Regions from separate parts of the Homo sapiens genome. Here region 1 is linked to region 2. The links are chromatin contacts, found by Hi-C or POLR2A ChIA-PET in ENCODE. All regions are on one chromosome and are shown on one strand. Each heading gives the region's core, a stretch centred on a gene start or an enhancer-like site at or near the end of the contact. The rest is flanking DNA. Distances are from core to core; before and after follow the strand shown. Region 1 overlaps C14orf93 (chromosome 14 open reading frame 93). Region 2 overlaps TRD-AS1 (TRD antisense RNA 1).

Region 1 (3,498 bases), core at 55-2,554, 620 kb after region 2:
AATAAATAAAAAGAGGAGACACCAGTATATTAGAGAAGAAGTGTATTTATTTAACATTTTAAATTTCAAATGATGGCAACATGTTTAAGTAGAAAGTCCTGAAAACAACTGACTAGGTCTAAAAAAGAGAAAAAGATCTTCAATCTTGGGATGCGTTGCCAACACAACATGACAGTAGATGTCACACTTAGGTTTGCAAAAAATATAAGCATTTGGGGTTCATTTCAGTATTGGTCTAATTTAAATAAATGTGAAACGAGCCTTAAAAATGTACTTTCCAGTACTTTTGGTATTTTTCATAAATATTTAGATAAAAAAGAAAGACAATTCATCTCCTTTAGACAGACAGTTCAGGGTAAGACTGTCCATAATTTTAACTATCCCTTTCCTCCCAAGTCACATTTTTGTTAGGACTAAATATATCATACTCTTGGCAGTTCCCTTGCTTGCTTTCTCCCCATTCTGAGTTTGAATTTTCTGCATGACTGAGTTCACCTCCAAACTATGAAAAATAAAAGTTTTCTCACTATTTAATAGATGTGTATGATATGGTATCACTCAGATGATATATGTTTTTATAATGGGTGCTTGACTCATTCAGGGTCATGCTAGCAATAGACTTCCTTAAATGTGATTACTGAAAGCATGGCAATTCATATCATAATCTTCATTTTAAGAAATAAATAAGGAAAACGGCCACTTAAAGCTCCTGCTGTGTTGGTCAGTCCTACTCCTCCACTTCAAGGTGCAAAATGGCTCACCTGTCAAAAGGTTCTCTCAAAACCTATTTTTATCAGAAATGAGCTCCTTATCACACAAGAGCAGCTAAGTAAATACCACAAAATACTATTTTCCCACATTTTAAAAGAGTGACTCGACTAATGGTCTGCAAAAAATCCAAGACCTTATTTTTAGGGGTAAAAAAGAGAGCTGTAGACCCAGAAGGCCGAATGCGGTCTTTAAAGGATTCCACGTAATCTGAAAATTCCACGTATATTTCTATAGCAGGATGAGAATTTTTAGCCCAGTATAGCACAGTCCTTTTTATTTACATTTGCTAAGATTACATTGGTAAGATTAATATTTCCGATTTCAGGTTTGCCTAAAGGACCCACTGCATTTATGGAGAAACTGAAAAATGAAAAAGTAGCTCCTAGAACTCGTGCCAGCGAGAACTTGGTAAATGTTAGTTGATTAAATATTAGTCAAGGATGACAAGGTGGACCCCAGGGAGGGCAGAACCGTTTCCGATGGGTCAGTGTGATTCAGCTACGGGAAAGGCGATCGCAGCGACGCGGGAAGCAGAGATCGGCGACTGCTCAAGAGGCCTCAGGGGACAGGGTGACTCGCCACTGTGCCCTACCATACAGTGCGCTCTGGGAGTCCCGGGTAAAGGGGGTCATTCCCGCGAGGGATGCGGAGAGCAGAGCGGCCGGAGGAGCGGCTAGGGATCTCGCCGGGTCACCGGGGAGGGTAGACTACGTAGCCCCGAGAGCTTTGAGAACTTGGGCTGAAGGCGGCGCTCGCCGTGAGAACTGACGCGGAGGTGCAGCTTTGCAGCCCTACAGATGTTCTACCGCGTGTGCCTGGCGCTACCGCACGGGCTGACTCAGCTAGGCAGAGGCGGAGGCGGGCGCGCGGGAGACAGAACTATCCGCGGCGCCTGCCCGTGTACCCGGCTACCGCGCGCACGCGGGGAGACACCGCCCCGTTTGCCTTCTGGCTCCCGGTGATTGGCGGTTAGACGATGGCTGGGGAGCAGGGTCACGGACACTATTGGCTGCAAACAACAGTCACTCAAAAAGTCAGGTAGGGGAGGGGCCTCCTCAGGGAGGGACAAGACTGTGAGGCTTTTTCAAGGCCGTCAGACGCCATCTTTAGCTTGTTTTTGTTTACTTGCTTTTGTTCTCTGCTGCTCACAAACCTGTGTGTACACGATTATAAGCACAGTGGCCACAAATCGGCGTCACACGTTGGGTGGTGGCCGACTTTTAGTTACTGCTGGCCTCGGTTACATTTCTTTCACATGTCACCTGCAAATTAGCAGCTCCTCACAGTTCAAAGAAGTTTCCAATACTAGGGGCCCCGAGGATTCCCAGGCAAAATCAACAGAGTTTAGTTTTGCTTTGCTTTGGAAGGCCAAGCCAACGATATATATGTGCGAGGAATTCTCTCCTTTCTTAGGAAGAAAAAGCAAGAACAGTGGATATGACCCTACGTTCCTGGATGTAGAAATCAAATAGCCTAGGAAATCAGGGATACGGGCTCTGCACTGTTCAGGGAGAGCTCTCCCTATTTTTTGAGACGCTAAAAAGTAAGGTAAAAAGTATATGTGATGACCTGTAGTGATGTGGAAAAGAGCTAAAAAGGGTAAAACTCCATTAAAAATTCCCGTAACTGGCCGGGCGCGGTGGCTCACGCCTGTAATCCCAGCACTTTGAGAGGCAGAGGCGGGCGGATCACCTAAAGTCAGGAGTTGGAGACCAGCCTGACCAACATGGTGAAACCCCGTCTCTACTAAAAATACAAAAATCAGCCCGGCATGGTGGCACATGCCTGTAATCCCAGCTACTCGGGAGGCCGAGACAGGAGAATCGCTTGAACCCAGGAGGCGAAGGTTGCAGTGAGCCAAGATCGCACCATTGCCACTGCAGCCTGGGCAACAAGAGCGAAACTCCGTTTCAAAAAAAAAAAAAAAAAAAAAAAAAACTCCCATCACTGTTGTGATCACAAAGATCACTAAAATGTGACTAGATTTCAAAGAAATGCAGGTCTGAAATTGTGGAATAATCCACAGTCGAGCCAGTATTTATTAAGCACTGGTCTGACTTGAATTGTTAGAGAATAAAAATACACTCAGCACAAGTAAGAAACCCAGAAAGCCCAAACAGGGCCACTTTTGTTATAAATTTGTACAAGTAACTTTATTGCAGTCAGTATTTAGGAGTCAAATACTGCTTGAAATAGAGTAGGATGCTAGCTGTGTAATAGAAATGCATTATTATACAGAAGTTTTGTTGTAATGAAATTTAAATTCTACAGTAGATTTTTTTTTTTGTCTCCTGGTTGTCACTGCATTTGTGACATTCCAGTTTCTCCCTCAGCACCTCATATACCTCCTATGCTTTCACTCCAATCTGCGAATACAAATTTGGATACAGATATTTTCCATACAACTTCTAATGAGGAGATAGTGATTCTGTAACAGAATGAAGTGAAAATAGGGCTCCTATAACAGGAGGTTCTGCTCTGCGAGCCTGTTTTTCTCTAATTCATATACTTTTTTCTGTGACTCTTAGAAATGAGAAGCTTTCCATTCTAAAAATGCAACATGATAACCAAAAGGCATTTCTTATCCCTTCTATTATTTGCCTTTGCATCCTCTTGGCTCCCCATCACCATCACCATGAACAGTTTTTGAGAATTACACTTGACTGGATTTTTTTCCTGATACTTTGCCAGCTGTGGAGCTTTTCGAATATTCCAACCAATAAACGA
Region 2 (3,120 bases), core at 526-3,025:
CAAAATGTAAATAGAATCAAGATCACTTTGGATAAATTAACGCATGACACAAGCCTTTGACATGTTATTAATGGAAATGAGTTTGGGGGATCTAATTTAGCCTTTGAGATTAGTGTCAACAAAGAAAGGTATCTCCTCTGGTGCCCATGGCAGAAGCAGAACATTAGTACAATTCACCATAGATCAGTTTCACTTTGTAATTCAGTGTAAGTGGTTTATATGATAGAGAGGGCAGGAAGATCTGGTTTTGACTCTGTCTCTACTACTTACAAGATGCGTGAAGCTGCTCAAGTCACTTAAGCAAGGTGAGCCTCAGGTTCTTCATCTACAAAAGTGGGATGTAGAAAAGAAGAGTAAATGTAAAATTCCTGTTCAGTAGTTGTCTATTAAAGAATCTCTCCTTCCTTCCTCTATTCACATCCATCAGGGAGAGGAGTAGGCTGATGGTGCCAGCTAAGGACCTCGGCACTCCTAGACCTATTCCTGAACCATTAATGGCTCTGAATTTGGGACAGGAATGTTACTCTCATGGTTAATTCCTTGCTCACTTGTCTGCTGGTGCTTGTTCACAATGTCAAAGATATGGCAACTTCATGGGAAGGCAGGTTTAACTTTTTGGTGTTTTTGCACTAGCCTGTATATCTGTCTACCTTTCATATGAGAACCACCTTGCTGATTCAGACTGGAAGCTTCAAGAGAGAAGTTTCTTTCCATTTAATGCACTGGGGATGGTGCTCAACAGAGAACCACACTCAAATCGGGGCTAAATAATATGGCAATATCATGGTTACAAAAGAAACACCTCCCTTTCTCACCAAATCACTGAATCCCTTATTCTATAAAAATGAAATTGAACTGCAAACATCACCACCATGACAAGAGGATTTAGGCACACTGATCAACTGATTAAATTCTATTTGTCATCCAGAGTGATCCTGGAGGCCTTCAGAGCCTGGAGGAAACCTCTCTGTGACTCTACTCACATCTTTACACACGGAAAATCCAATTAGGCTGAGTATCTACAGCAGCTTCCAGAAGTAAACTGATTGCAGAAGGGCAGCCTGCTGCCTGAGGACTGCAGGGGACGAGGAAGGGGTGGGCCACCTGGAAGGGACCTCTGCCTTCTCAGCACCTAGAGTTGGTTTCCAGATGATCACATAGTTTAACCCTTTTCTTTTATAGACAAGGAAATTGAGGCCCAGAAAGGTTAACAGTCTTGCCCAAGACCTAAGATTAGAAGGCAGAGTTGGGGTTGAGAATTGCTTATGTGAGACTCAGACCCAAAGCAGACGACCATATTTTCAAATTCAGTGAAAACTGGAAAACTCGTATGGGCCTACCCAGCCTGGAAAATCCCCATGTATTACCAATACATAGTAAACGAATCAAAGATTGAAAAGTTTACTTGAAAACCAATCAGAAGTCCTCTCCCACATGCAAAAATCCCACCCTAATAGAACACTCATCACCCGTCAGACTGTCTTAACACTTCTTCCTTTTTCTTTCTTTGCAAACCCCTTTGAGCCTGTGCCAGAAGTGACGGTGTCTGCCACCCTCTCTGCAGTCAGTCCTGACCAGTTCTCTGGGGTTTACACCTGTCCTCTGGCCACTCGTCTGCTGCACTTCCTGCATCTGCTTGTTTCACCTTGGCCCCAGCTTTACCTGAGGGGTGCTTGGCCTGTGCCTTGAGTTCCAGGGCCTATGTTTACTTCAAAAATATTAATGTCAATTCCTTCAACTTGTTCCAAAGACAACAGAGCCTCTCACAAGCAGGCAAGCCCTGCCACTTGTTACGTAGTTGAGGCTGACGAGCCTGCAGGTCCCAGCCAACTTTATCACCTCCCTCTTCTGAGGGGTGGAAGTCCCCAACATCTCAGGGTCCCCTGAGAGTATGGGGATTCCCACATCGGCAAGTACCTGCTTCAGAGAAGCCCATGAGAAACTGGCCCAGAGCAAGCGGGTCCACCCTCCCATTGTGGGAAAGTGAAGGGCAGAAGGAGTCTGGCTGGAGGTCACTCCTGCCACTGATCTTCCTCACTCGGGTCCAGCCTGTCAGAGGATAAAGCACAGTGGTGGGTGGGGGTATCTGGCTCTCCCCCACCCTCCTTCTCAGGGGTTCAGTAGTCCCTGGGAACAAGATTCAGCTCAGGAATTTCTGGGATGCTGGTCAGTTCTGGCCCTAAGGACACTGGGAGTGACAGCGGGCTGCTAAGGATGTGACAGTGACTGGGCTGTTCCCTTCACATGACTACCAGGGCAAGCCCTGGCCAAATCCCAGCACCTGCTGAAAGTTGAAGCTGACCACTGGAGTGATTAGATTCATGACATGTGGTGGAGGCCTGGGGAGTGGAGCTACTGGGAAAGGACACAGCTAAGGAATCTCCTCCCTCCCAGCATTGCTTGACCCTTTCACAAAGACAGTGGTAGGTAGAGGAAGAAGGAGAATTGGCCTACTCCTTCCTTTTCGCTGTATATGGTCATAGAAATTGTCAGAACTTTATATCTAGATTCAAGTTCTATCTCTAGCACAATTAGCTCTAAAACTTTGCGAACGTTACTTAACCTCCTAGGTCCTCTTTGTTCATAAAACGAGAACGTAATACATACCTTGGTTGGCTGTGAAAGTTATATGAGTCAGTGTTGTGGGGAAGTTGAAGGCATGCAGTAGATGCACAAGGAAAATTAAATTCCGTTCCCCAGTTCCTGGCTTGCAAGTTGGGGGTTAAACTCAGTTAAGCTCAGAGAAGACATGACATGACGGGGGATCAAGGGAGATGTGGGAAGCTCACGGGCTGTGGTTCCCACTGATCCACATTAGACTCCAAATGACAACACCCTCACAATCCCATGAAATTGAGCAGAATTTCTCTTCTTTCTTGTGATGTTTCCAGAAATGAAGAGAGAGGGAAGGAAGACACAGACTCTGATCTTTGGCTTCACTTTGGTTCCAAGACCTGGAGCTGATAGTGTATGGAGGGTTGCCTGTTTGTCCAGGCACTATGAATAAGACCAAGGTAATCCAGCCCAACTCTACGACACAGCTAAGCCAACAAGCAGCTGGATCTTGTGTCTCAGCACTCACAGAAATGTATAAATCATCTGATACCAACTGCTCCCCGG

Evidence for each region. A loop is a pair of places that touch in the nucleus more often than their neighbours do. ChIA-PET counts read pairs that join two places held with the same protein, here RNA polymerase II (POLR2A). Pooled maps may share reads with other maps.
Region 1: a loop to region 2 is called in a pooled map, with 4 times the contacts of the local background. The contact joins two enhancer-like sites. A Hi-C loop is called at or near these places in 2 of 50 pooled maps. POLR2A ChIA-PET finds 5 or more read pairs at or near these places in 2 of 52 experiments (B cell and OCI-LY7).

What each region holds. Positions count from the first base shown.
Region 1 is chr14:23,005,472-23,008,969 of GRCh38, forward strand. All of the region lies in intron 1 of C14orf93 (chromosome 14 open reading frame 93), which reads right to left. It overlaps LOC124903286 (a long non-coding RNA gene), which reads left to right. Exons shown (of 2, transcript XR_007064075.1): 2 at 1,097-3,498. Among named protein-coding and RNA genes, the nearest start is that of C14orf93, 2.9 kb to the right of the region's middle. RefSeq lists enhancers at 1,170-1,539, 2,473-3,033 and a silencer at 1,700-1,749. Within about 2 kb of position 1,305, at least 6 of the 41 ENCODE cell types and tissues checked have a DNase peak (open chromatin) inside an H3K27ac peak, as active enhancers do.
Region 2 is chr14:22,382,081-22,385,200 of GRCh38, forward strand. It overlaps TRD-AS1 (TRD antisense RNA 1), which reads right to left. Exons shown (of 5, transcript NR_148361.1): 3 at 271-325. It also overlaps TRA. Among named protein-coding and RNA genes, the nearest start is that of TRD-AS1, 99 kb to the right of the region's middle. RefSeq lists an enhancer at 1,574-2,283. Within about 2 kb of position 1,776, at least 3 of the 41 ENCODE cell types and tissues checked have a DNase peak (open chromatin) inside an H3K27ac peak, as active enhancers do.